Linked DNA regions of Homo sapiens: region 1 is linked to region 2. Evidence: chromatin loops called from intact Hi-C (ENCODE). Cell type or tissue: CD14-positive monocyte. All regions are shown on one strand. Links, peaks and the distances in the headings refer to the core of each region. The heading gives the core; the rest is flanking DNA. Region 1 overlaps DHRS7B (dehydrogenase/reductase 7B). Region 2 holds the start of DHRS7B (dehydrogenase/reductase 7B).

Region 1 (14,963 bases), core at 2,472-10,471, 53 kb before region 2:
GATTGCAGTGAACCGAGATTGGGCCATTGCACTCCAGCCTGGGTGACAGAGCGAGACTCCGTGTCCCAAAAAAAAAAAAAAAAACACCTTTTAAAGTTATCACCATCCCCCACTCCCACCCAGTAAGTAGAGCTTAGCCAGGTAAAAGGAAAGGGAGAAAAGAGAACTTTCTCAACTCACAGTGCTAGCCAGTAGGGGCATCAGGATGTAAACCACTGGACAGTTCTCTCTCCCTATGCAGTGGGCCCGGTTCGCTATGGAGACCTGCTGCCTTCCCTGGGACAGTGTGACGCATGGATGTCCTACAGCTCAGCAGTCCAGGAGTGGGCCACTATCTCCTCAGTGCCTACAGAAGACGGCCTGCACTCCTTCCCCATGGAAAGCACGCCCCTGGCTCACCTTGGTGGCATGAGAAGCGGTGAGTTCTCTGATGAGCTCTTCTAGGGCCCCACCATTCCGGCCACAGAGCACCAGTTTAGCACCCGCAGCATAGAAGACTTTTGCACATTCTAAGGGAAGAGAAAAGAGCCTTGACAGCCATTCTTCCTCAGTGCCGTTCAGTTTAAATTCACCCAGCGTTGCTGTTTGCTGCTTCACACCCTTCACAGGTCTGTGTTGGCCCCTGCTGTGTGGCCCAGCATGAAGCTGGGAGCTAGGGCCCAATGCCGGGCTCACGCCCAGTGCTACAAACATCCACAGGGCAAAGAGAAAGGAGGGCCGAGGTGGACAGATGTGTTAAGTATCATGCTCAGAACACCCCATGATGTTCCTGTTCACCTGGATCAGCTGTGAGCATCACCTATCTTCACAGCTGAGGGAGCTCACCAAGGTCACTCAGGCAGGGTCTTGTCCTGATTGGCAAGGTCAATGAGGGCCAGCTATTATGGTGCTGTGCCCTGCCAAGACTGTGTGGTGGCACTACCCAGGCACAGCTCTCCTGGAAATACTCACACAGTCCTGTAGAAAAGCTGGGGCAGGGGACCGAGGCCCTTCCCAGATCTGATGGGCTGTTTCCCAGGGAGTGCTTGAGGCAGAGGGAGCAGAGTGCCTGAAGGGCCACAGGCAGATAGAGATGGGACAGAAGGTGGAGGGTCTAACAACCTCACTGGCTGGGGAGGGGTCAAGTCAGTGCACGCAAGCACCTGCCACACGCAGGACTATTAAGGGTGCCTGCCTTTGAAAAGGCTCAGTCCTGCTGGGCGGGAGGGAGTGGGGACACTGGAGGAAAGCAGGCTCCACCAAGCCCACCACACTATTCCAGGTAACAATCGATGCGGACTTCAACTACGACCACAGCAGGGACAGTCCAAAGCTAGTCAGACACGTGCTCTATATTCTTTTGGTGGCAAGAAACAGAAACTAAACTCACACTGGGGCAAAGCAAAAAGAGAATTTGCCAGAGGGATTGTGGGGAAGTTCAAGAATGAAGAGGAGAGCCGGATGGCCGAAACCTAGGAGGGACCCAAGTGCTGGCTGCCCGGGTGCTCTCACGTGCCTGGGTGCTCTCACACGCGGGCAGGCCCCAGAGCTCACATGCACAGTTTTGTCTTGTCTCTTCCCAGCTCTGATCAAATCCCAGGGAAGGCCGTGATCAGCCTTGAGTGGGGGGCCCAGCAAGGGTCACAGGTAATTCTCCTGTGGCTAAGCAGGAGGGCCTGACGAGAAACCCCCTGGACGCAGCAGGGTAAACCATGAGAACTGGGGGTGGAGGACTACTCTATGAGGAGTCAGAAAGGAAACGGAGTGATGGGAGGAGAGGAGGCAGAGGGTGGCGTCGTTGCTTCTTGCTTACCCTCCCCTGCAACATATCCTATGTAAATGTTCAGTGCCCCAAAAATGTACATACAGCTTATGAAAAGCAGGACAGCCCAGCAGCCAAGAGAGTGGACTTGAGCTAGACTTCCAACTCCAGTAAGTTAGAACCTCTTTGTTTCTGACTTTCCTCTTATTTAGGATGCTTTTTATCTATCAAACACGGTAGTAAGAGACTACCTACCTTAACTCATTCAGTCCCTCGGGGTGTGACCGTGAGATTGAATGAGTTAAGGTAGGTAATCTCTTACCACAGTGTTTGATAAACAGCACTACAGCGGTGTCAATTGTCATTTTTGTATTTCTATTTATTAAAAATATTTTTTTTAGAGACAGGGTCTTACTCTGTTGCTCAGGCTGGAGTGCAGTGGCACAATTATAGTTCACTGTAGCCTCGAACTCCTGGGTTCCAGTGATCCTTCCACCTCAGCCTGCAGAGTAGGTGGGACCACAGATACTCGCCACCATGGCTGGCTAATTTTTGTATTTTTGTAGAGATGGAGATTTTGCCATGTTGCCCAGGCTGGTGTCAAATTCCTGGGCTCAAGCGATCTTCCTGCCATGACTTCCCAAAATGCTGAGATTACAGGCATGAGCCACTGTGCCTGGCCATATTTCTGAACTACTTTGTAAAAATGTTCTGGCCGGGCATAGTGGCTCATGCCTGTAATCTCAGCATTATGGGAAGCTGAGGCAGAAGGATCGCTTGAGCCCAGAAGTTTGAGACCAGCCTGGGAAACATAGGAATCTTGTCTCTACAAAAAATAAAAAATTAGCCAGGTGTGGTGGCGCATGCCTGTAGTCCCAGCTACTCAGGAGGCTAAGGTGGGAGGATCCCTTGAGCCTGGGAAGTCAAGTGAGCCATGATCACACCACTGTACTCCAGCCTGGGTGACAGAGCAAGACCTGTCTCAAAAAATAAAAATATGTGTAAATAATAATGTTCTAAAAACTGATGATGAAAACTGAAACATAGTTTTTTACTTTTTTTTTTTTTTTTTTTGATACAGGGTCTCGCTCTGCACCCAGGCTAGAATGCAGTAGTGTCATCATGGCTCTCTGCAGCCTCAACCTCCCAGGCTCAAGCGAGCCTCCACCTCAGGCTTCCAAGTTGCCGGGACTACAGGCACATGCCACCATGCTTGGCTAACTTTTGTAGAGATGAGGTTTCGCCATGTTGCCCAGGCTGCTCTAGAACTCCTGAACTCAAGCGATCCTCCTGCCTGGGCCTCCAAAAGTGCTGGGATTACAGGCATGAGCCACTGCACCTGGCCACATGCTGGTTTAAAGAGGCACTCCTGTCCTCACCTGAGGCATAGTCTCCCTTAAGTGCTCACCAGCAGATCTGCACAGGATACCTTGGCCCCTGGCTGACCCTGACCTGACACCAGTGAGCCACTGACTTGGTTCCAGACCGAATCTTAGAGGCCCAGGTGATTAGGTGGCACCCTAGCTCCTGGTTCATGAAAGGGAATGGCCTTTGCAGGCTAATTCCATCTCTGGTAGCCATGTGGTGATGGGCCAATACTGCAGGGTCAGAGGATCAGGGCTGCCATCTCCTCAGCTGGGAAGGAAAGGTCAGAGGGGCAGGCGGTGTGTACTGGTCTGAACAGGCCTGCCCTTAGAGAAGTGTCAAACTTCCTTAAAGCTAGATGGGTTCAAAACATGGGAGGAGAAGAAACTCCTTCAGCACCAGGGGTCCTGAGAGGTCTGAGGGAAGGCTCCCTGACGTCTGTCTCATGGTGTGAAGCCTCCGTGTGCTCCACAGCTTCTTGTTCAGCTCCCCACACAGCATTTGCTCATCCCCCAGGCGCCTCTCCATACACCCGACAGTCTTCGGGAAAGAGGTGCTAAGTAGACTCAATCTAGACACACTATCTTCTTTGAAGGAGGTGAGGTTGGTGTGTTCGTTGGCTCATCCCAACAAAGGGCAAAAGCCCGGAGAGAGCACCCACCCTGGGTAGTGAGGCCTGGTCCCAGCGCCCCAACCCTGCCTCCCTGGTGCGCTTCTCAGCAGAGCAGCAGAGCCCCCACAGGAATGAGGGGGGTGATGGCTGCACTCCAAGCCAGATGCCAGCATTCCTGAGGCTAGAACTGCTCATCCGGTTTATAAATCATTCCCAAAGGCTAGGAACCTTGGGCCCTGCTGGCTTCCTCACCCCATTTTGTCTTGTCCTGACCAATACATAGGACATTTGTGAGGTGCCACCAAAGGGTGCAGACACAGAACCCTTCAAAGGTGGGAGTCCCGCTGGAGTCTAAACAGCTTTGGGGAGATGACTGCCTCAAACCTGTTTGAGTTTTGCTTCCTAGCAAAGCTAAAAAGAGAGGAAATGAAAGTTTGTGTAGGGAGTGACAGAAATGAAAACAACAGATTGGAAGGATTCCATTTTCATTTATTGAAAAGCTGATATTGGAAGGTAGGAGGGTCCAAGGAAAACAACTCCAAGGTACGATATATGAAGGGCTGCAGATGACTGTCCAGTGCCGCTGGCACGCCTGGCTGGAAATCAACAGAGCTGTGCACAGCCCTGTGGCTAAAGCTGGAGGAAGGAGATATCCAGAACGTTCTGTTCCTTTAGTCAGTGGTCCCACACTATTCTACAAGGACAAGCTCAAGAGGCTTAAGTACACAAAACAAGAGACAAGATAGGAGAAACACGGAAAACTGAAGACTCGTTGCATAACTCCAAACCTTCCGGGTGGCTGACACGGCAGGCAGAGCCACTGAGGACAACATAGCTCTGCCTCCTCACAGAAGCAAGGCAACATCAGAACGTCCTTGGTGGCATCAACAGTGGCTGTACTTGACATGGCCAGTTAAGAACCTGCCCTACTTTATCTGGATGGAGGGACTCTTGTTCCCAAAAAGTTAAATGGGGCAGAATATAAGCAGTGACTGGAATCCAGGAAGGGCCTGACATCTTATGATACATAGACAGGTCTGGTGACCTCCGTGACATTTTCTGTTCCCTTCATAGTCTTGGTGTCAGGAGAGGAGATGCAGAATGAAGATGACAGCATGCTTCTCAAACATGCATGGATGGGAGCACTTGCGACTCAGAGCTCCACCTCTGCCAGCCCTCAAATGCTCTTCAAGGACTTTCACAAAATGCTTCTCTTTGAGCTCAAGAGAAGTGGCTGCTGACCACCCTATATATAGTAACTGAGTAAGGTCAGAGGACTGACGATGGCAAAGGGCCTGCAGACAGCTGTCCCTGCAAAGGTCTGGATATCCAATGACAGATATGGTGTTCACCCCTGGAGACCTCACCTAACATCCACAGTGGTGCACAAATGAATCCATACTCCCTAAAGCTTTCCCAGGCCACCCCTGGCCAACTGCAAGCCACTTCCACCACAAAGACCCACCTGCCTCTCTGTGTTCATGCAACACCCAACTGTATAAGTCCCTACAGGACCGTGCTTCTCCCCTACCTCTGGGCCTGTCTGGAATGTTCTGTCTACTAGCCCACCTATTCCTTCTACCTGGCCATCTCCCCTGCTGAAGCTTTGAGACTGTGAGTTCTAGAGACAGAGATGTGGGTTTGACTCTAGGTTTTGTACCTTCTGGCTGGAAGTCCTAGTCATTCCTTCTCTGAATCTTAGCTGTGAGAAGTCAGTGAGATCATGCATGTAAAAGTGCTTAGCACAAGTCAGCACATATACATGTGCCTTGTTGCCACCAGGCTGGTTTGAGAGCATATGTTACTGCAATGGCAATATATTGAGATAAGTCCTTGCCTTTCTCCTTACAACAGACGACCGTGACCTCCTTGAAGGAAGGGACCCTGTCTTTCATCTGTTTGTTCTAGAACCTGACCCAGAGCCTCCCACTTTAGCAGGTGCTCCATCAGCTCCAGCTGAGCTATCACCAACCAGAAGATGTAGCAGCGGGTGGGGTCACCACAATTCAGGGAACTCCTCAGCTTTCTTCCATGGAACTCAGAGTAAGCGTGGATGGCAGATGGTATGGTGTGTGCATGTGCAACGTGCCAAGTCAATATACGTGTGTGGCAGGAAAACAATGGAGCCCTGTAACTCAGAGGCTTCCAGAAATGGGAGAAGGGGGAACCCAGGTTTTGACACTCCAGGCCAGGGTCCCGGTACACCATTCCTGAGACTTAGAAGCTCATGGTGTTCACTGGGTTGGAATGGACCTAGATTGGAGACCCTGGAACAGCTGAGGCACCATTTATCTGTCTTTGACCTTGTCTAGACCATGCTGAGGGGACAGCTGGGGGCCTGGCCTGGGATGGCAAGGCCCAGAGAAAGCATGCACCAAAGCTGTGAACCAGAGGCCCCGGCTGAATCTAGGAAAGGACATGTTTCATTTGGTCCTCATAGAGGTAAAAACACGTTTTAAGTTAGCTGTCCATATTTGGAAATTGGGATATTTCACATAAAATTCCTACCTCAGCAAGCAACTGAGGCTGAGCAGGGCTGCCCTGTGAGGGGCAGGTATCCCATCCCACCCCACCCCACCCCACCCCCGGGGCCAGGCTGCTTCTCTCACACTTGCCTCCCACCCTGACGCTGAGTCATTTCTCACTGTGCCTTGGCTCCTGCTTTTTCCACTTGTACCAAGGACAGTGCCATCCGGCCCACTTCCCTTATCTGGCCTTCTGCTGCCGCTTCGGGCATTTGCGCTGGTGGTCCCTGTGCAGCTGGGCCGCTCCTCATCCCTGGCTGACTTACCCCCGCCCCCTGGCAGCACTGCCTCCAGGACCCACCTTTGCCCAGCCCTGAGGTGGCGCCTGTGATCACCACCACAGCATTCCGCAGGTAGGCCTTCCCGCGCACCCACTGCAGCAGCCGGAAGAGGCCGAAGACGCCCAGGCAGCCGAACAGCAGGGGCAGGATGGCTGTGGAGGTGATGAAGTCCATGGCCTTCACCTTCGGCAGACTCTTCCTGGAAGAACCAAAACCAAACACACCAGTGACAAAGTAGCAGAGTTCAGGGGACTTTCCTAGGCTCTTCCTCTCATCTGATATGAATCCCAGATCTCCCTCTGTGGACTCCAGCTCTAAGCCCTAGCAAGCATTGACCCAGGCCCTGCACCCTCGGCCGACTGTTCAGCATTGTAGAACTTTCTTCCTCTCAGTACTGACATGAGCGGACAGAAAAGCCACAGGCCTCATGCTGCCCCTCAGGGAACAAGCGGAGATTGCCATTCAGCCTAGGACATAGTCACCCACAGTGTTACAGGAAGAGGTGGTGTGTCAGTACTCACCTGCCTCTCCTTCGGAAACCTGTGTTGGCCTTACCTCAAGTAATGCCTGTTTTCATTTTCAATCCCTGAATACTTGTGAAACTAGAAAGGGGTTTTTTGAGGAAAGGAAAAAGGAAGTCGTACCAATTCTTATCCTCTTCAGAGCAGACACTCAGAGGACGGACGTTTCTGGGTGGAGCAGCCCCTAGACTGTTACAGTGAGGGCCACAGATGGACTTCTGACCACAGGCCTCACAGACACCCAAAGGGGATTCAGTGCAGGGCCCTGCCCCAAGCACCAGCATGGGCTCCGGCCGGTGAGCGTGCTGCCCCGCTGTGCCTGTGGCATGTTCCTGCCCAGCATTCCCCAGTGAGCCATGAAATCTGGAGGCTGTATGAGTGTCTGTGCAACAGTGTGCAGTTGATTCTTAGAAAATGTGTGTTTTTCCCCATCTGCCCTTATTTCCCCTGAACCTCCCCCATTCCTCCGCATTCACCTGTCCTCCTGTGCCCAAAGCAGGAGATAAGAGGGGGACACAGGGTTAAAGGAAGGCTGAGGAGGAGCTGGTGAGGACCGTGGTGAGCACCATGTGCTGTCGCTGGGAAGCAATGCCCTGGAAGGCCACTTGACGAGCGAGCCAGAGTCTATGAGACAAAAGGCCCCCCCCGAGTCCACCTCCAGGGCTGTGGTTTACGAGCACAGAATCCTTCTCAGGAAGGAAGAGGCTGGAATCCAAGAAGAGAGTTCTGGCAAACCAGACTGTAGCTCTAAATTATTCATAAGCTTGGAGCAATAATGTAAAACCCTCAGCCACCTACTTAATATCCCATCTCAAGCCCACATATAAAAAAAAAATTCTGCTTCCTTTCGTAAGAGGACATCAACTCTGGATGCCAGAGTGAAGCCAGGAACACTGTGGACTCCCAACACACATCCATCTATGCACCAAGTCGCTTTGATCCTGAAGTTCATGTTCAGGGTGGCTGTCCTGATCTATGCTAAATTGCCCCCTACAAGAGGATTCTACTGCAACGGAACTGTCAACTGAACTAGATTAGCATTTACTTTTTCACCTGCTTTTCCAGATACACCTGAATTCTTAACCACCATAAAAAACAGCCACATTCTTGGACTGTAAAAATGACAGTTTCCCATCAACTGCCACTTAATCCACCTCTGAAAACACCTCAGCTACTATCTGCTGCATGGATAAAGCTCCCTCTTGCCCTACACTATGCCAAGCCTCCATTGTATGAACTGGGGATTAAGGTGGTATCTAAAGCACCAAGCTTTTCACCAGGCACTACTGGTACCATCCCTGCCCCAAGAGGAAGTTCTGACCAGGTGTTCTTGCCTGCAGGCTATGCTGGGTCCCAAGGACCCTTTGTGTGGAATCTGAGAAGTGCTCAGGAAAGCTGTAGAGTAGGCACCGAGGCCTGTGCCACTCCAGGGTTCTGTGGGTGCTGCCTGGAGTCCTGCACGGGACCAAGATCCTGAAAACAGGGAATGTGGGAGGGTTTCCTAGGGGAAGGAGGGATAAACAGTGGGAGGCAGGAATGGTTGCCATTTTGTTGATATAGCTTTACCAGAAAATTACAGCAATTGACAAAAGGCAAGAGAAGGCTCCAGGCAAGGATAGCTTAAAACTTGCATGTAATAAGCTGGTTGAGGGGTGGGGGCTTGGGAAGAGTTCAACCCGGCTGGATGGCTATTTGGTAAAAGCTTTTTTCTCACTGCAATCCCAGGTCTTTGTACCAGGTAGGTCTCAGGGTAGGACCACCCTGCCTTGTCCAGAATGGCCCAGGGCCCAGCCACTGCCCAGGATGAGCTTGAGGTATGAAAGGGGTGGGGGCCTCAGCTCAGGGAAGGATAGTAGGGCTCAGCCTCTGGGGCCGGGACCCAGAGCCCCACTAGGCGTGTTGGGTGGAAACCCCTCCGAACACTCCTCCGTGGGCCCCTGGAGGCCAGTGCCTGTGAAGTCCACCCAATTTCAAATTGACAACCTGGGGCTGAGGCACAGTGCCACCGAGGTCATGGGGGTCAAGAGCCAAGTATGCAGCCTGTCGCTTCTCAAAACTCAGAGACCACTTGAAAAACACTAACTGCAGCACAACAGCGGCAGTGCAGGGGTCATGAGGATGAACCCTCAAGCCAGCCTGGCTTGGGTGACACCCTGGCCCAGTCACTTGGCAGCCTGGCAAAGGGGCCTCACTGCCCTGGGCCTCAGTGTCCTCGCCTCTGAGCTGAAGTTGTGAGAGGACCTCCCTCCTGGGTTTGTTATGAGGTTGGATGAATTCATCTGTACACAGAGGGAACACAGCTGCCACCAGCATCATAATGACCACCATTAACTCAAAGTTCCTGGATCAGGACCTCACCTCCCAGCAATCCGACTCCCAAGACTGTCTGAAGGGACCCCTGGCTTGTGAAGTGTGGTTCTTTCCAAATAAAGGAAGCTCATTAAATGTATTAAGTGTCCAATGTTGTTTAACTTCTATATTTTCATAAACCTTTCAGTTTAATCAAATTAACAAATAGGAAAAAACTCCACAACATTGGCAGAAGTCAGGCTCTCATGTCCCAAGTTTTGTGTTAGAAAATGTGGTTATCAAGGCCAGCAAAGCAGGAGAGAGCAGACAGGTACTAAAATGTCCCTCAACCCCGTCTTCACACCCAGGGAGGAGCAGGATGAAAATAAACCAGCCCAGCAAGGCTCCCCAGTGGAAGATGATTAAAGTTCCCAACAAATTGCACTTTCATGCAACCTAATTAAAACTCAAGCCAGCAATCCATGACATGAAGAAAAGAGCGAAAACTACACACCGTCTTGTACACTTCTGGGATTCCTTGAGCACCTGACACAACATCACAGGCCAGCCTTGGTCTCCTGGCCCTGGAGACCACTTTGCCTGAGGCAAACATGGCGCCGGGTGAATGGGATCCATCCTTGGCCCGGGCCGCTGTCTGTGGGGAGAGCGCATGTCTGCATTCAGTCTGGTAAAGTGCTATCGAATCAGAATGCAAAGCAAATTAAAAGCCAGTGCCAAGGCCAAACGCAGTGCCTCGCGCCTGTAATTCCAGCACTTTGGGAGGCTGAGGTAGGGGGATCGCTTCAGCCTGGGAATTCAAGACCAGCCCGGGCAACATGGTGAAATCCCGTCTCTACAAAAAACACATAAACTAACCAGGTATGGTAGTGCACGTCTGTAGTCCCAGCTTCTTGGGAGGCTGAGGTGGGAGGATTGCTTGAGCCTAGGAAGTTGAGGCTACAGTGAGCCAAGATTGCACCACTGCACTCCAGCCTGGGTGACAAAGTGAGGCCCTGTCTCAAAAGCAAACAAAAAACAAAATCCAGTGCCAACTCTCCCCTGCTAACAAAGAATGACCATGGTGGGAAAAGACACCCCAGAGTGAGCCATTTATCTGAGAATCAGGTTCAATTCCAGCATAACTTTCCTGACTAGATGAAGTTGTTCATATTGATAATCCCGACTCTTTCCAGAGTTTTTCAAACTCTGAAAGCCCTCCTAATAGTTCTTCCACTATGCAGGGCATGTGGCCACACTGCTGGGCCTTCTTGGGTTCTTAGAGACAGCTGTGCCAACACTTTCCTAGCTTGTCTTTGGAAGTCAGGATGACCATGAGAGCTAGCCATGGAAAGCCCCACCACCTTGCTGTGGTGTCCAGGGCTTTCTACCAGCTAAAAGGACAGCTTCACAGTGGAAGAAAGGAACAGTGTTCTAGCTGGCCACATTTCCAGATTAGGAAATAAATCTACATAAAGCAAGGTCAAAGGGAGGCCTGTTTTCTTTGAAAATGGCATACAAGAAGGATTTATATATATGTATAAACTTTAATATATTTATCAATCATGCATTTTATACCAAAATCCTTATTAACTGCTAGTTTCAGATATATAGCCAGATCATGGACTGAGAAGGCAAGATTGATGGTATAAAAAGGGACTGGGAAAAAATATCTGGCTCACGATTTTCAGCATTTGGAGATCAGCTTGTAGAAAGAAGGGACAGAGTCTGTCTAGCACCACTGTGAGCCATGGCAGAAAGCAGGACAGAGACATGGGGAGAGAGAGTGAAGCCAGAAAAAGAAGGTGAGAGCCCCTCAAATAGAAACCATAGTGCACACGGCATCTGGAAGCAGAGGGCACCACCTACACATGGAATGTGTGCAGTCATAGTCACACTCTTAGTCCTTGGGCAAGAGACCTGAAACACAGTCTCACACTGATGAGACTCACGAACTGGCGTGAGGAAGGGAGAGAGCTCAGGGGCTCACATATTAATACTGTCTGCTTATATTTTCATCCCTTGCCAGATCCATGAGCTCTAGACCCAGGTTAAAAGAGTGCAAAGGTAGCAAAGTCCCGCTAAGGGTGAGGGTTCCTTGGGCCCGGGCAGCCAGAGTTCGGGGCTTCTCTCTGTGATTCTGCTGCTCCTTTACTTTCTGCTGAACCCACCACTGTGTAACTCCCTCACATCCATTTGTGCAGCTCATCCACCCTTTAAAGGGCTTCTGGAACCTCAAATTAGACATGAGACTATCACCAAGAAATCAACTCTGAGCACAAATGTCACCCTTTATGTCATCCATTCCATTCCTTCTACTTTGGCCAAAATTCTCCCTTGCATTTCACAGACGGAATCCGTTCCTAAGATTCCTTTCTCTCGAGCATTTTTTTTTTTAAAGAACTGTTAACAAAAATAGGTTGTTGGAAGCTACTCAGAAACCACATACAGAAATTAAACTACTAACAGCCACATCTGAGAATCAAAGGAGGGGATCTCAAAACCCACCAAAGTTTTTTTTAAAAAGAACAATTTCAGGTCTGTAAGAAGGATTAGCCATGAAATAATTTGCCATGTTACACACAAGAAAATCAGGCTAAAGGGCAGAGAGGAGTTCCAACTGGAAGGAAAGACACTGAAATCACACGGCAAGGAGTGGCTTAGTATTGCTAAAGCAGTTAGGATCCTGCTCCCACAAACCTACACGTACTCTTTTATTTTATAACCAATGGCCAGTTCTAATCAGCTGCTCTATTTAAGGTGACATAAACTATGGGTCATGCTTATGACCCATATCTTGAAATATATCTGAAAGCTTCTGTCATTTTCAGAAAGTAAAGGCAGGGTCAAACTGCCTTTTTTTTTTTTTGGTCTCAAATGTCTGAGAAGCCACATTAAGGCCGCCTTCGACTGGAAAAAAAAAAGAACAATATCCTACCTCAGATGGCAGCTACCTTGCCAGTGGCGGTTCCTGGCGCCAGTGTCTTCTCTGGTCTTTTGACCTGGGCCAGAGGACACCTTCAGGTCAGCAAGCCCTCCCTGGAATGCCTGAACAAGCCACGGCAGAGTGGCCTGTGGGGTGTATTTTCAGAAGCCAGCCTTCAGCTCCCTGGTTTAAAAGAGTACAGGCTGGCTTTAGTAAAAATAAAACCTGAAGGAAGGCTGGAGATTTCAGACCAGGCTCCTGAGTGTTCAATCCTGGGAAGAGCAGCCACATTGAAGTGAGCTCTGCTCTCCAGTAAGATGCCAAGCACATGCTTCCCGGCAATCCTGTGAGGGGGGGCGGAGAAAGGTGCCAAAGCCCAGCCCCGGGCCCTGTAATATGATGGCACAGGAGTGCGGTGACAATGAACAGGAGGCAGAGCCCGCGCCAAGTCTGTCTGTTCATTATGGCCTAAAGCCCTCCTTATCAATTATAGCACTTACTATGGCTACCTAGGAACTTGGACACACACAATTTTGGTTTTTAATGTGGTTTTTTTTTTTTTTTTTTGGAGACGGAGTCTTGCTCTGTTGCCCAGGCTGGAGAGCAGTGCCGCGATCTTTGCTCACTGCAACCTCCACCTCCTGGGTTCAAGTAATTCTTCTGCCTCAGCCTCCCGCGTAGCTGCGACTACAGGCGCACGCCACCACACCTGGCTAATTTTTGTATTTTTAGTAGAGACGGGGTTTCACCATACTGGCCAGGCTGGTCTCGAACTCCTGACCTTGTGATCTGCCCACCTCAGCCTCCCAAAATGCTGAGCCACCACGTCCGGCCTTAATATGCTTCTTAAAGTGAATTTAGATCAGGCGCAGTTGACTCACACCTGTAATCTCACCATTTTGGGAGGCCAGGATGGGTGGACTGCTTGAGCTCACAAGTTTGGGACCAGCCTGGGCAACAGCGAAACCCCATCTTTACCAAAAATTAAAAATTAGCCAGGCATGGTGGCACGCGCCTGTAGTCCCAGCTACTTGGGAGGCTGAAGTGGGAGGACAGCTTGAACACAGGAGGTGGAGATGGTGCCATTGCACTCCAGCCTGGGTGACAGAGTGAGACCCTGTCCCAAAAAAAAGAAAAAAAAAGTGAATATAGTGTTACCAGAAGACACTGGAATAATGTCACTCTCTTTCCTAGAAAACACACCAGAGCCCCAGGCCCCCCGCACCCACCCCTGACAGAAACTGGACAAGGCACTGACTGTGGTGGTGAAGAAGAGAAAACACCAAGCCAGCATGGGGGAGGGGGACAAGACCACCATGCTGCATACTTGCTGTGCAACACAGGCAGATTCATTCACTACTTGAAACTAAGCACACTCACCTCAGAATGGGGATGATCGCTCCAATAGGAAAATGCATAGGAAAGCACTTTGTAAATATGAAAATCTTGAACAACTGTGCTGTTGAATCATAAACTGACTGAAAAAAGGCAATTCCCAGAGAGGATTTCAGAAACGTTCCAAGCAATAGCAGCCAAGCTGGCAGCTTTAAGGGCTCGTCATGTTTGAGTATGTTTGGTAGAAAGACCAACCGTATTCCTTCACACCCACACCAGGGATCACCTCAGATCCTGGATGTCGTGCACTCATCCACTCAACTACACTTCTCAAGTGCCCTCTGGTACCAGGCACTGGGCTAGGGCTGGGGTGGAGGGCAATGAACGAAGGAGAAAAGCTGTCTGACCTCATGGAGGCAGCCCCTATGGAAGACTGACAATATACAAAGAAACACAAAAATTAAATAATTGTGATAATGAAAGAAACAATCAGTGTGAAACAACACAGAGTAGTGGGCTGTCCAAAGTACAAGCCTTGCCTGAAGACTTCATTCAAAGTCAAAACAATTCAAACTGCTGTGCTGGCCGAACACCGCACCTGGCCGAGGCCACTGCTGGTTTGTGACTCCTAAATCAGATTATTGTCTTTAAAAATTACATATAACAACAGCAACAAGACAGACAAGATGCCAACATAAATATGAGGTCAGAAATCTAGGAGTTCAGGAATCTAGTTTAAAAGGAGATGCTACAGCGTCAACTAGAGTATCTAAGAGGAACTATCTACAGGCATCAGTTTCAGAAACTTAATTAAGCAAGGCTGGCCCAGTGGCTCATGCCTGTAATCCCCAGCTACTCAGGAGGCTGAGGCGGGAGGACTGCTTGAGCCCAGGAGTTTGAGACCAGCCTGGGCAACAGAGTGAGACCCCGTCTGTATAAAAAAAGTGAAAAAAGTAGCCAGGTGTGGTGGCATGCACCTGTGGTCCCAGCTACTCAGGAGGCTGAGGTGGGAGGATTGCCTGAGCCCAGGAGTTTGAGGTTATAGTGAGCTATGATGATGCCACTGCACTCCAGCCTAGGAGACAGAATGACACCCTGTCTCAAAAAAAAAAAAAAAAGCACAACAATTGACAATATCTGCACTCAAGATTGAGCAGCATAGCCAGGTGCTGTGGCTCATGCCTGTAATTTCAGCCCTTTAGGAGGCCAAGACAGGAGGATCACTTGAGCTCAGGAGCTTGAGACTGGCCTGGGCAACATGGTAAAACCCCGTCTCTACCAAAAATACAAAAATTAGCAGGGCATACTGGCACATGTCTGTGGTCCTAGCTACTTGGGAGGCTGAAGTGGGAGGATCACTTGAGACCCAG
Region 2 (14,963 bases), core at 4,607-12,606:
TAATTCAGTAAAGGGATTAGTACAGTGCCTGTAACATAGCAAACACTCAAAAAATATCAACTATTATTAAGGAATGGAGAAAAGGGGACATGTACATGGTAGGGAAGGCATATTCCACACCCTTGGCAAAGGCACAAACATAGCTTCCATTATGCAAACACACCGTTGCAATCGGCAACAGTGTAAGCAAGAATTCTGCTTACTAAATGTATGAGTGTGTGAAACCCAAACGTTACTTCAAAAGTAACTTCACGATTCTCCAATCACTACATGGAAGGTTTGGAAACTGAAAAAAAGAGCATTATGTGGCTACCATTTGTTGAATACCTACTATGTGCCAGACACCAGCTGAGCACCTTGCACGCGCAGTCTCATTTACGCTTCACAACAACCTTATGAGTGGGCTTGTTACTCCCAAAGTTACAGCTGAAGAAACACTCAGAGTTTAAAACATTTGCCCAAAGCCGCACAGCCAGGAAGCCGCAGAGTAAGTATTGGAAGAGCAAGATATCTCAACCAGCCATTCCCGTGGACGCTCGAGTCAGCACCCTCCTCCTGCCTTCTGAAAAACCGGACTTCCTTTGCTAGTCCTAACTCGCCGTCACTGGCTAAGGTGCCACTGGCCCCCAGCGCTCAACCCTCGGTCCTGCCACTCGCAGACGCTGCGGAGCCTCCCCTACGTCGCGCAGAAATGTGGGAATAAACAGGTTGAAGCCAGGAGCCCTGTGGGCGCGAGGCCTTTCACACACAGCGCCCGGCGCGACACCCATTCCCAGCAGCGGAAACTGGACTCAAGACACCTCGGCGACAGGCGGGTTTCCCCGCCACGCACTCGCCGGAGCCAGGGCTCTGGTCCCAGCGCCTGGGCTGAGTCTTCCTTCAGAGTTCGGCGTCGCGGGGATCCGGAAGCCGCCCAGGGCCCGCGGCCTTAGCTCGACCACTACACCGCTTCCCCTCACCCAAGCCGGGGCGTCGCCTCAGCTCAAGGCCAGACCCTATCGCCTCATCTCGGAGGTTCCTTCTTCCCCAGCCCCTACCTGGTAGCCGGAGAGACCATAGTCAATCAACTTCATCCTCCCGCCTCGGAAGTGACGTGTACGCAGCCGGCGAGGCTCCGTCCAATCCCAGCATTGAGGCTGCGCATGCGCGTTGGGTGGGCGTCCCTCAAGGTGTACACAGGACCCGATGGACCCGAGATCTGATAGGGTCCACCCGCATAACTACAGTGCCTTCATCTTCCGGAGGGAAATTCCGAAGGTCGTGGTTGGTGTTCCGTGGACTTCCGGCGAAGAACACAGTTGGAGAATTCACGATACAGTTATCAAGATGATTATAATGCCACAGTAATCAGAACAGTGTGATAACTGGCACAAAGGTAAAAACAATGAATGAAAAAGAGAGAGACCAGAAACAGACCTGCAGCTATGTAGTCACTTTTTCCTCCTACAAGTAGCCACTGTAATGCAATAAGAAGAGTTTTTTCAATATATAGTGCTAGGTCAATTGAAGGTCGATTGGGGGGAAATGAACCTTGACTCCTATCTCAAGTAAAATAATTCTAGACGGATGGTAGACCTGAATGTGAACAATACAACTCTAGACAATAAAATCGCAGAATATTATGACCATAAGAGAGGAAAATAACGTGTTAGCAGAACACAAAAAGTGCCAGTCCTAAAGGAAAAAGCTGATAAATTGGGTGTCTGTAACTATAAGACACCGAAAAGACCCCATTGAGAAAAGGGAAAGACAATAGAACAGACAAGATATTTGTAATACATATATCTGAAAATGAATTTTATTCAGAATATGTACGTACTTCTTGCAAGTAAATTTTTTAAAGGACCCGAAGTGATTTAAAAAAAAAAAAAAAGCATGAAAAGAGGATATTGAGAGAGTAAAGGGCAGAGGAAGGAAGGGGCAGGGCAGAGGAAGGAAGGGGCGGGGGGACTCTTATCGTTCAAAATCATAAGATGGCAAATGTGTGTAAGGTGGAAAATCTCCCTTTCTGTTCTCCAGGACCCACTTCACCTCCCCCTAGGTAACGATGCTATTAGCTATGTGTGTCCTTCCAGAGCCAGTTTATTCATAACCAAGCAATTATGTATGTATTCAGCACCCCCTTGTTACACAAACAATAGCATTCTGAAACGTCCTTCTGTTTCTTGCTTTTATTAACTTTAGCGAATTAATATATCCTGGAAATTCTTACAGATATTCACAAAATCTGAAAATGGGAAATTTTATTTTTAACTAAATATTTATTTTTGACGTTTTCACAAAAGTTTTTATACCTTTCTGGCCCCTCTCCATTGTTCTGGAAACTCTAGATTCCTGCTTGCCAATTCACAAAGTTTGAATATCCTTGTAGCAAACCCAATATGAACCGTAAGGCAGAAAAATAGGGTCTGGAGACAGGGAACCTAAGGCCAATTCACGCTGACTTCCTAGAACTAAATCAAAAGGAAAACCCGAACTTTCCATGCCCAGGTAACAAAAGGAACAGAAGCTAGTCCCTTTGCAACCTGCCCCGCTTTTCTGCCTGGCAGATGAAAAATTGAAGGTACCTCTGATTGGTCCCCTCTTGCAACCAATCAGGCTGATCACAGGCCACTACTTCTTTTACATAGAGTGTACACCAAGTAACCAACGGGAACCCTCTAGAGGGTATTTAAACTCCAGAAAATTCTGTAACCGGGCTCTTGAGCCACCTGCTAGGCAGGCTCCCAACCTGTGGAGTGTGCTTTTGTTTTCAATAAATCTCTGCTTTTGTTGCATCATTCTTTCCTTGCTTTGTTTGTGCGTTTTGTCCAATTGTTTGTTCAAAACGCCAAGAACCTGGACACTCTCCACTGGTAACACCTGAGTCTTTATTGCATGACTAAGTCAGTTTCCTGGGGTTCATTTCCCAGGCCTGCTACCCTCTTAGCCTACCCACTCTTCAATCCTGCATGGAATTTGTTTTAGAAGCAACTCAATATATTTCAAAGTTTTGGTAACCAATTTGAATTGCATCTGCCAAATGCAAGTGTAAAAACTCTAACTTCGCAGCCAGGATATTATACAAAAAGGATTCCAGTGGGCCGGGTGCAGTGGCTCACACCTGTAATCCAGCATTTTGGAAGGCTGAGGCAGGCGGATCACCTGAGGTCGGGAGTTTGAGATCAGCCTGGCCAACATGGGGAAACCCCATCTACTAAAAATACAAAAAAATCAGCCAGGCATGGTGTCGTTTACCTGTAGTCCCAGCTACTCAGGAGGCTGAGGAAGGAGAATCACTTGAAACCAGGAGGTGGAGGTTGCAGTGAGCAGAGATCATGCCACTGCACTCCAGCCTGGGCAACACAGCGAGACTCCATCTCAAACAAACAAACAAAACAAATAGATTCCAGTGGTTAGCACAGTTCCATGGCCTTCTATGAAAACAAGATGGAAGATTTTTGTTTCCAGGAAGATGAACTAGACACAATTTTCCCTATTCCTTTTACTAAGTACAACTAAAAATTGTGGGCATTATATATAAAACAATCTAAGACTCCAAAAGTTGGAGAGAAGGCAAACCAGCTAGCCACCCTGGGACGCAAGGAACAACATGGTGGGTGTTGCCTTATATATCCCAGACTGGGTGCTAGGAAGCAAGCAACCTGGAAATGCCGACAGGCAAAGACAATGCCCTAAGAAAAGCCTTCTCTCTCTAGCCACAGGACCAGGAAATGGGCAGCCTCAGAGGACAGAAAACGTTTACACAATAATGGCTCTAATCCAGCCCAAACCACAGAAAAAGCCCCATCCCCATGCTTGCCTCTTGGAAAGCCTAGACTGCCACGCATGCTAGGCTGTAAAGAGGCACCACTGTCCCCTCTCCCTGGCATGGTGTCAGAGAAGGCCAAGTGGAGGGCTGGATTTTCTTTTTATTTTTATTTTTTATTTTTTCTTTTTTTTTTGAGACGGAGTCTGGTTCTCTCACCCAAGCTGGAGTGCAGTGGCACAATCTCGGCTCACTGCAACCTCTGCCTCCTGGGTTCAAGCAATTCTCCTGCCTCAGCCTCCTGAGTAGCTGGGATTACAGGCTCACGCCACCACGCCTGGCTAATTTTTGTATTTTTAGTAGAGACGGGGTTTCACCATATTGGCCAGGATGGTCTTGATCTCTTGAGCCTGTGATCCACCCACCTCGGCCTCCTGAAGTGCTGGGATTATAGGCGTGAGCCACCGCGCCCGGCCGAGGGCTGGATTTTCATTCCCACTGAGAGGTGAGGAGACTCTCCCCCAGCATGGTATCAGTGGAAACCATATGGAGAACCTGGACTTCTACCCCACTTAATTGTAAGAAAGCACTCATCCTCTTCCCTGGGGTGATGTCAGAGAGAGTGTTCCATCAAAGCCACCCCCAAAGCCACCCCCAAATGCCCAAGGAGCTGAGAAAACGTAGGAAGCAGACAAATCCAGTTTGTCCATATAGGATAATTATTAGAGGGAGCTTACAGACAGAAGCATGGTCTTGGGTGTCCACAAGGCAGGTGGATCTCCACACAGTAGCCCCGTAGAACCAGGGCTTATATCTTGGGGAAAAAATATACTTACTCTTGGAGGAATGTGTAGATGGTTGAGAGAATGCTGTGGGTGTCACAACCTATGATTTCTGCAACAGCATCAAGGGTTGTTTCTGTAAAAAGGCAAAAGTTACAGTGAATAGGTGATCCGGTATAAAGAGTAATACATCAACTAGACATTTTGGAGGCATTCCTGGAATTGGAGTTAGCGGATTCGCATTGAAAATAGTCACTCTTGTCCCCATAGGGAGCCAAGTGGAGAGTCAGGACTTTCAACGTCACTCAGTTGCAACAAAGCCACCTCCCACCCCACATATCAGTGGAGGTCCCCTCCCCATCCCAGCAAGGGTGGTATCCCTGGAGGCCAACTGGAGAGCCTGAACTCCCACTTGTGCCAAACAACCTCCCTCCACGTGTCAACAAAGGCCAAGTGGAAAACCTGGACTTCCACCCCTACTTGGCAATAATGAAGAGGCATCCCCTTCCCCTGCCAAAGTGGGTCAGGAAGCCTGCTAAAACACAAGATTTAAATGAGATCCAGAGTCTTATGACACCCCAAAGTCCAGGTTTCCACCAAAAAGCACTCATTATACCAAGAAATGGGAAAATCTAAACTTCAATGAGAAAACACAATCAACAGCTGGGCGTGGTGGCTCGCGCCTGTAATCCCAGCACTTTGGGAGGCCAAGGTGGGTGGATCACCTGAGGTCAGGAGTTCAAGACCAGCCTGACCAACATGGTGAAACCCCGTCTCTGTTAAAAATACAAAAATTAGCCGGGCATGGTGGCACATGCCTATAATCCCAGCTACTCGGAGGCTAAGGCAGGAGAATCACTTGAAACCGGGAGGCAGAGGTTGTGGTGAGCCGAGATCACGCCATTGCACTCCAGCTGGGGCAACAAGAGCAAAACTTCATCTCAAAAAAAAAAAAAGAAAGAAAAGAAAAGAAAACACAATGAACAGATGCCAACACAGCCGAACAAGGGGGCACACACCTGTAACTGCAGCACTTCGGGAGGCCAAGATGGAAGGATCCCTTAAACCCAGGAGTTCAAAACCAGCCTCGGCAACATAGTGAGACCCCCATCTCTACGAATAAATTTTTTAAAAAAATTAGTGGGGCTTGGTGACATGTGCCTGTAGTCCCAGCTACCTGGGAGGCTGAGGTGGGAGGATCACTTGAGCACAGGAGTTTGAGGCTGCAGTGAGCTATGATTGCACCACTGCACTCCAGCCTGGGTGACAAAGTGAGACCCTGTCTCAAAAAAATTTTTTTTTAAAAAAAGAAAAATCAATTGTATTTCCATATACTAGCAACAAACATGAAAACCAAAAATTTAAATGCAGTACAATTTATAATCACTCAAAAAATCAAAATACTTAGGTGTAAGTTTAACAAAACATGTACAGGAGTTATAAGCTAAAAGCTACAAAAGATTGTTGTAAGAAATCAAAGATCAGCTGGGCACAGTGGCTCATGCCTACAATCCTAGTACTTTGGGAGGCCGAGGCAGACAGATGGCTTGAGTCCAGGAGTTCAACACAGCCTGGGCAAGACCCCATCTCTACAAAAAAAAAAATACAAAAAATTAACTGGGCATGGTAGCCTGTAGTCCCAGCTACTTGGGAGGCTGACGTGGGAGGATCACTTGAGTCTGGGAGGCAAAGGTTGTAGTGAGCCAAAATCACACCACTGCACTCTAGCCTGGGCGACAGAGTGAGACCCTGTCTCAAAAAAGAAAGGAAATTAAAGATCTAAAGAAAGAGACATTTCAAGCTCATGGACTGAAGACTCAACGTAGTAATGATGTCAATACTCCTTTAATTGATATACAGGTTTAACAAAATTCCTATCAAAATGCCAGCAAAATTTTTTGAAGATGTAGAAAAGATTTTTTTTTTTAATGTATGTGGAAAGGCAAAGGAACTAGAATAAATAGAATAAATAGCTAAAACAATTTTGGAAAACAATAATAAAATGGAACTACCTGATTTCAATTTTTATTATTATTTTTTTGAGACAGGGTCTTACTTTGCTGTCCAGGCTGGAGTGCAGTGGTGCAAACACAGCTCATTGCAGCATCAACCTCCCAGGCTCAGGTGACCCTCCCACTTCAGCCTCCCAGGTAGCTGGGACTACAGGTGCATGTCACCCCGCATGGCTAACTTTTTCTGTATGTTTTGTAGAGACAGGGTCTTGCTATGTTGACCAGGCTGGTCTCGAACTCCTGGGCTCAAGCAATCCTCCCACTGTGGGCTCCCAAAGTTCTGGGATTACAGACGAGAGCAACCGCACCCAGCTTCAAATCTAATTACATAGCTCAAGATTGTTTGGTATTATCGAAGGATGAATACATAGGTCAATGGGAAAAAATAGAGGACCCAGAAATAGCCCCACACAAGTATGTCCATCTGATTTTTTAAGAAAGATTCAAAACAATTCAATGAGATGATAGGCTTTTTCAATAAATGGTGCTGGAGCAATTGAATGTTAATAGGCAAAAATTTAAAAATAAAAATAAAGAAACTTGACCTAAACCTCACACCATTTATGAAAATTAACTCAAAATGAATAATAGATTTAAACATAAAGCATAAAAATTTTAGAAGATAGTACAGGAGAAAATGTGGGGGAACCCTAGTTCTCCACCTAGTTGGTAGAGATTTCTTCAAAATGACACTGAAAGTATGATTCATAAAAGAAAAAAATTCATAAAGTGGACTTGATCAAAATTAAAAATGTTTTGCTCTGCAAAAGACTGTTAATGGAATCAAAAGGCAAACTACACACTGGAAGAATATATATGCAAACTATATATCTGAAAAAGGACTCATATCTAGAATATACAAAGAATTCTCAGCCAGGCACTGAGTGGCTCACACTTGTAATGCTAACACTTTGGGAGGCCAAGGTGGGAGAATTGCTTGAGCCCAGGAGTTTGAGACCAGCCTGGGCAACATAGTGAGATCCTGTTTCTATTTTTTTAAATTAAAAAAAACCTCTCAAAACTCAACGTGAAAAAATTGAGCAATTCAATTTAAAAAATGGACAAAGACATGAACATGAAGAAACACTTCATTGAAGAGAATATACAACCGGCAAATAAGCACATAGAAAGATGATCAACATTACTAGCCATTAGGGAAATACAAATCAAGACCATGGGGAGGTATCACTACACACCTAATAGAACAGCTAGACAGATGTTGAATTTCTTAACACCCCAAAACCTTAGCCTCTCATCCTTAAGATAGTAAAGAAATTGTGAAGCCAAAGATGATAACACTTGTAAAGTGCCACAGAAGATAGTACTCAATAAATTGCAGCCGTTTTTATTGCTGTTGGTGGTGGAATTGTTGCAAAAATACTGGGATGCATAACTATATTTTTCCTCTGATGAAGCCAGAAAAAACTGTCTCAGTAATAACTAAGTTTAGTATAGCTCTAGGAAGAATTTCCTTTAGCGACAGGAACTCTAACAAGTCCCTCCCCCGCCCCCCCCCCGTCCCTCCCGCTGCTGGGAATTTTAAAATAAAATCTGTTTCCTGCTGACCTGTCCTTTGAATGATGCTGCTTGGAGGCTGCGGAAACGTCTCCACCAAATTTCTTTTTCTGAGGTACCTGATGAGCTGCACGGAAACAGCGCCACCTTCCTGAAGCACGCGGAATGGAATCAATAGTTTGTAGTCCCGTGTTTGCGAGTATCACGCCATCTCCTCCTCCGGGAGGTGTAAGGTGAACATTAATGGTGTACTGAAGCTATCAAATTATTAGAACAACCGAGAAGCGATAAGAGAAGAAAAACAATGCATTTTTAAGAACATTGTTGGTTTAAGACTAGGGTGCATGAAGCTGACACAGAGACAAAATGTTCTGTTATTTGCGGTTTCTGGAAAATGTCAGCTTCCTGGCAGGAAAGAAAGTTTCACTGCAACTCCCTGAAACTTAAAAGCTAGTGTTGGTGGCTGCCTCACAGAAATTGTGACTCTCAGAGATAAGAAAGCCCAGACCGGGCGTGGTGGCTCAGCCTGTAATCCCAACACTTTGGGAAGCCGAGGCAGGCGACAGGCGGATCGCTTGAGCCCAGGAGTTCAAGACCAGCCTGAGCAACATGGTGAAACCCCGTCTCTACTAAAACTACGAAAATTAGCCAGGCGTGGTGGCACGTGCCTGTGGTCCCAGCAACTCGGGAAACTAAGGTAGGAGAATCGTTCCAAGCAGGGAGGCAGAGGTTGCAGTGAGTCGAGATCACGCCACTGCACTCCAGCCTGGGTGACAGGGCAAGGCCCTGTCTCAGAAAAAGAAGAGAAAGAAAAAAAAAAGGAAAGAAAAGAAAAAGAAATAAGAAAGCCATATTTCTTCTCTTAGAGAAAGGATTTATAATTTTTATTTATTTATTTTTTGAGACGGAATCATCATGCTCTGTCACCCAGGCTGGAGTGCAGTGGCGCAATCTCGGCTCACGGCAAGCTCCGCCTCCCGGGTTCAAGTGGTTTTTCTAACTCAGCCTCCCGAGTAGCTGGGATTACAGGGGCCCACCAACAGGCCTGTCTAATTGTTTTGTATTTTTAGTAGAGACGGGGTTTCACCATGTTGGCAAGGCTGGTTTCCAACTCCTGACCTCAAGCGATCCGCCTGCCTTGGCCTCCCAAAGAGCTAGGATTACAAGCAGGAGCCATTGCGCCCGGCCAGGATTTATCAAATTTTGTATAAAACTGTATTTTAGGGTCTTACGTCTATTCTACAAACAATATCTATACTGTATTTTCTTCAAATCCTTAATCAGATATTATATTGAAGAGGGACATCCAGAAAGGCTGAGTGCAGGGTAGGACACATATTTTAATAAAATTGATTTTTCCACAGGAAGCTGTTGGCACTTGGGAGCTAGACCATTGCTGTCCCATGTGGTGGCTACTAGGTACATGTGGCTGTTTATGTTTAAATTCAGTAAAGTTTAAAATTCAGTTCTTCAGTCCCACTAGCCACATTTCAGGTGTTCAACACAGTGACCAATACAGCAAATGTCCAATGTTCGTTACAGATGTAGAGCATTTCCACCATGCATATGGGTCGCAGAGAAGCCACATTTACCTTAAAAAAACAGCCCTTCTGCACTCAATTATTTCTACTAAATAGTTCTACTCCTGTTGAAGACATCTCTGTGTCAGACTATGAGCTGATGTCAAATGGGAAAAAACCTCAGACACTGGCATTGAACCTGGAGAGTCTGGCTCCAGAGCACCCTTGCAAACAGTTACACTGTCTGGATTTCCCAGACAGGAGTGGGGTTAGTGGGTGCAGCTCTGCAGTACAATGACATGGCTGGCTCGGTTCTAGTCCAGGGAGGAAATTCTCTGACAGTGGAGTCCCATGAACCCGCCTCCCCACTGACACACACACATACACACACACACACACACACACACACACACACACACACACACACACATCTTCCCTCAGAGATTGTGCAGAATGTGTAGGAGACCTCCCTCCTAAGGAACCAGGTCTTCCTCTGTTGCCCAGGCTGGGGTGCAGTGGCATGATCTCAGCTCACTGCAACTTCTGCCTCCTGAGTTCAAGATTCAAGTGATTCTCCTGCCTCAGCCTCCTGAGTAGCTGGGATTACAGGCATATGCCACCATGCTCTGCTAATTTTTCTATGTTTACTAGAGATGGGGTTTCACCATGTTGGCTGGGCTGGTCTCGAACTCCTTACCTCAGGTAATCCACCCACCTTGGCATCCCAAATAAGAAACCAATTCTATTTCATGCTCACCAGGAGCTGTCTGGGTTTTGTTCGAATCAGCCTGTCAGTTTAACAGGTTACCACATCTTCATCCTGGCTTGATGAGAGACAGTTTTATTTGCTTTTCTCATGTATATTCAACTTCAGAGCTTCCACTTTTTGGTGAACACATTTAATAAATGAAAGGGGGGAAGAAAGAGCCAAAATGAGATTATGATAATTATGAAATATTTTTAAAGCAGTCAATTTAATAAAACGATTTTAACATGCAAATATAAGATGTCATGCATTTGTGATTTTTATAAGACAGTTTCACAATTCATGGAAAAATCTACTAATTGGTAGTGCCTCAGAAGCTGTGCAGTGATGCTGGAGGGAGTGCAAGTGACGTTTTTCTCATCACTGTCTTCTCTGACGCTGCGGCCTCATACAGCAGTAAGGTCCAAAGCCTAAACTCTAGGGCCTTTTTGAATACGAAGTGGGGACCACTGCCTGGCCCACTCCTACCAGCGTCCCTCCTCCAGCAGGCGGTGGGGCCTGGACGTGTCTCCCAGGAGTCATCTTGTCCTGGCCCTTCCAGCCCCATTCTCTCCGTTTCCCAGCAGGCATCTGTATTGATGTTCCCGAGGCAAGTGACTGACCTTCACTGTCCCTTTCCCGCCTTCCTGCCAGGAAGAATACTGGGGTGCATAAGCTACCACCTACCCTGCCATTTAAGCTCCTCCTAGAATCGTGCATGGCCTACTGGTCATGAGGTGGGTTTCTTCCATCTGTTCCAGTCCCTTAGGGAAGCAGCTCCTTAACCCCTCACCGTTAACACCGTGATGCTAACACAGGACATTTCAGGAGTTGTTCAGTTCAGTGTTTCTCTATTCCTTTAGCATGGATGTACCCACACAAGAGGCTATGGGTTTCTAAGCATCTTTGTATTCCAGAGGTGACCACATCCCTCCTTGAGGCCGGGAAAATCTGCCTCTGAGCCAAATAAGGTGTGTGTGTGTGTGTGTGTTGTTTTTTTGTTTTTTGGGAACAGGGTCCCTCTCTGTCACCCAGGCTGGAGTACAGTGACCCAATCACAGGCTCACTGCAGCCTTGACCTTCTGGACCCAAGCAATTCTCCTACCTCTGACTTCTGTGTTGGTGGGACTACAGAGTGCACCAGGAAGCCTGGCTAATTTTTGTACTTTTTTTTTTTTTTTGTAGAGACGGGGTCTCACCATGTGGCCCAGACTGGTCTTGAACTCTTGGGCTCAAGCAATCCATCCACTTCGGCTTCCCAAAGTGCTGGGATTACAGGTATAAGCTACAGCACCCAGCCTCCAAATAAGCTTTGATCTTAAGATTTCTCCCAGGAAAGAATTAAATTATCCAGGCTCAAAAAGTGCTGAAAAGATGCTAAACAGCATCTGCTTGGCAGTGGACTGGAAGCCAAGGGAAGGGGGAAGAGCAGCAAGGACTTAGGGAGGATGCAGGGTGATGAAGATCTCACAGAAGCAGCAGGTTTAGGGGGAAATGGGATGAACTCCTTTTTGGATATGTTGGGTTTGACATTCTGGCAAGAGAGCTTAATAGGGCAGCTCAGCAAGCTTGGCTCTATGAGTTTGTTAGGCCTGAAGACGGAGCAGAGACCACAGGGGTACATGAGATTTCCCTAAGGAATGGGTGTGGGCCCCACATCTACACCGTGGAGTAAGAAGAGAATAGGACTGTGGTAGGTTGAATTTTTGTTTACCCAGATGTGGCACCCCCACATCTGGATTAAACACATTCCTGCTCAGTAGAACCCAGGAGCAGCCACGAGACTTGCATAATCAGCCACATGTAAGCAGAAGTGACATGGGTCACCTCTGAGCAGAAACTGTGTGTGATTTACCATGTCTCTTTCTCTTCTTTCTGCCCTAAGACCATCAATGTCCCAAACAGAGACTTTTCCAACAGACTGGGTCCTGGAGTGAAAAAAGTGATGTGTAGTACTGTAGCAGGCCCACGATGGACACGTAACATGAGCAAGAAATGAACTGTTGTCGTTGTAAGCCACTGAGATGGGAGGGCAGTCATTTTTCACACAGCATAACCTAACCTATACTGACTGATACAAGGTCAAGGACAGATCCTTGGTGATCACTTAGGGCACAGAAAGAGGAAGAGAAGATGTAGAAGATGATCCTCAGAGAAGAGGATGAGAACAGGAATGCAAGTGACAGAAATACTAAAGCGTTTTCTTCATTTAATCCAGCATTAACTGATGATCAGTGTCATTGTTCTAAGCACAATCCCTAAGTAGGGCAATTGAGGAACATCTTTCAATATTTCAAATTTCATGTATGCCCCCATCTGAGCACTTCCATGATTCTATAGATATATTTACATATGTGCTGTGATGGTTAATACTGAGTGTCAACTTGATTGGATTCAAGGATGCCAAGTATTGTTCCTGGGTGTGTCCATCAGGGTGTTGTCAAAGGAGATTAACATTTGATTCAGTGGACTAAGAGAGGCAGATCCACCCTCAATCTGGATGGGCACCATCTAATTAGCTGCCAGTACAGCTAGGATAAAAGCAGGCAGAGGAACACAGGAGGACTAGACTGGCTGAGTCTTCCAGCTTTCATCTTTCTGCTGTGCTGGATGTTTCCTGCCCTCGAACAACGGACTCCAAGTTCTTCAGCTTTTGGACTCTTGGACCTACACCAGTGGTTTGCCAGGGGTTTTTGGGCCTCTGGCCACAGACTGAAGGCTGTACTGTCGGCTTCCCTGTTTTTGAGGTTTTAGGACTTGGGCTGGTTTCCTTGTTCCTCAGTTTGCAGATGGCCTATTGTGGGACTTCACCTTGTGATCCTGTGAGTCAATACTCCTTAATAAACTCCCTTTCATATACACATCTATCCTATTAGTCCTGTCTCTCTAGAGAACCCTGACGAATACATATGCAAAATGATGTATGTACAAGACTATGTAATACATCCTTATTTTTGATAGCAAAAGATTGAACCAACTCAAATATCCATTAATGGAAGCCTGGTTAAATCCATCGGAGTATAGCCACACACTGTAATACCATGAAACTCAAAGAAGTAACTCTATGCACCAACAGGAGAAGTCACTACATATCTTAGTGACATATATAAAGTTTAAAAAAGCAAAGTGAGACTTGATTTTACTGTGATAATATTAACAAATATTGGCTGGGCGCGGTGGCTCACGCCTGTAATCCCAGCACTTTGGGAGGCCGAGGTGGGCGGATCACAAGGTCAGGAGATCGAGACCATCCTGGCTAACATGATGAAACCCCGTCTCTACTAAAAATACAAAAAAATTAGCCGGGCATGGTAGCGGGTGCCTGTAGTCCCAGCTACTCGGGAGGCCGAGGCAGGAGAATGGCGTGAACTTGGGAGGCGGAGCTTGCAGTGAGCCGAGATCGCGCCACTGCACTCCAGCCTGGGCGAGAGGGAGACTCCGTCTCAAAAAAAAAAAAAAAAAAAAAAAAAATTAACAAATACTGCCCCCACCATTGTTAAAATTGGTTTGCCCCCCACCATTGTTAAAATTGGTTTGCGACCAACATTTTCTTGCTCAGAGATCTGTAGGTCAGGTGGTTTGGGCTGCCGATTAGGTTCACATGTGCTCCACATGTCTCTCATTTTGGGACCCAGTCTGAAGGTACAGAGGCTACCTGGGGCAAGTCCTTGTCATGGCAGATGGCAAGAGTGCAAGAGGTCTAGGGGGAACTTATCAGTCCTCCTAAAGCCTCTGCTTGGATATGACACACTTTCACTTGTGCCCAAACGAAGTACACTACATATGGCAAAGCCCAAAGTCAGCCAAAAAGAGAAGTGAACTCTACCACAATGGGGAGAGGTGACAGGAGTGAATATTTGCAGCCCAATCAAAACACAGATCCATAAGGAGCTAGGCTCAGAAACCACACAAAGGATGGGACATGGAAACTGGGATGGGGGGATAAGAATGAGGGAACAGGTCACTAAGTGAATTCTTTACTTTTTATTTATTGTTATTTTAATGTATTAACTTAATGCTTTTGAACCATGTGAATAAAATTTAAGTAACTGAGAAAAAATTAACAATGTGCATTATACTTTGTAAACTCCATCAATGTAAAATAATCAAAAGGGTCAGAATCTAATTTAAAGAGAGTTTATTCAGTCACAAAGTGTAAGGCTAGGCTACCAACACCAACTCCAAAGGAATGAGGTCAGCGTTTCAAAATAGGGACGTTTAGCGATTTCATTTGTATAGGCAGAGACAGAGGAGTTTTGCAAGATTACAACATTATTCATACAAGGATAGCACACGGTTACAGCAAATTGATTAATTATAGGTAGTACTTCTTTTGGGAAGGGTACATTTAACATTTTTTTTTTTTTTTTTGCAGAGGGTCTAATAATCATGAGGTTTCTGTCATCTAGTCTAAGCACAGCAGGACAAAAAAGAGAAGTTTGTTTTTTTTTTGAGACAGGGTTTTTTTTGTTTTTTTTTTTTTTTTTGAGACAGGGTTTTGCTCTGTCACCCAGGCTACAGTGCAATAGCATGATCTCGGCTCACTGCAGCCCCTGCCTCCTGTGCTCAAGTGATCCTCCTGTCTCAGCCTCCTGAGTAGCTGGGGCTACAGGCACATGCCACAATGCCCAGCTAATTTTT

Evidence for each region. Hi-C counts contacts between places; a loop is a spot of excess contacts. Peaks named below come from ENCODE experiments on the same cell type or tissue, not always from the same donor. Only the 100,000 strongest peaks of a DNase experiment are listed, where the experiment ranks them.
Region 1: a loop joins it to region 2, with 2.4 times the contacts of the local background. A loop is called at or near these places in 16 of 110 quality-filtered maps.

What each region holds. Positions count from the first base shown.
Region 1 is chr17:21,163,779-21,178,741 of GRCh38, reverse strand. DHRS7B (dehydrogenase/reductase 7B) reads right to left here. Exons shown (of 7, transcript NM_015510.5): 2 at 6,546-6,724; 3 at 400-509. Among named protein-coding and RNA genes, the nearest start is that of TMEM11, 43 kb to the left of the region's middle. In CD14-positive monocyte, for the core only: no CTCF peak of the experiment used is centred there; a DNase peak (open chromatin) is centred at 7,151; H3K4me3 peaks cover 1,070 bases; H3K27ac peaks cover 2,963 bases.
Region 2 is chr17:21,113,066-21,128,028 of GRCh38, reverse strand. It overlaps DHRS7B (dehydrogenase/reductase 7B), which reads right to left and starts at 1,065. Exons shown (of 7, transcript NM_015510.5): 1 at 1,038-1,065. The coding sequence starts at 1,057. RefSeq lists an enhancer at 744-1,403. In CD14-positive monocyte, for the core only: CTCF peaks have their summits at 8,004 and 8,254; a DNase peak (open chromatin) is centred at 8,198; H3K4me3 peaks cover 745 bases.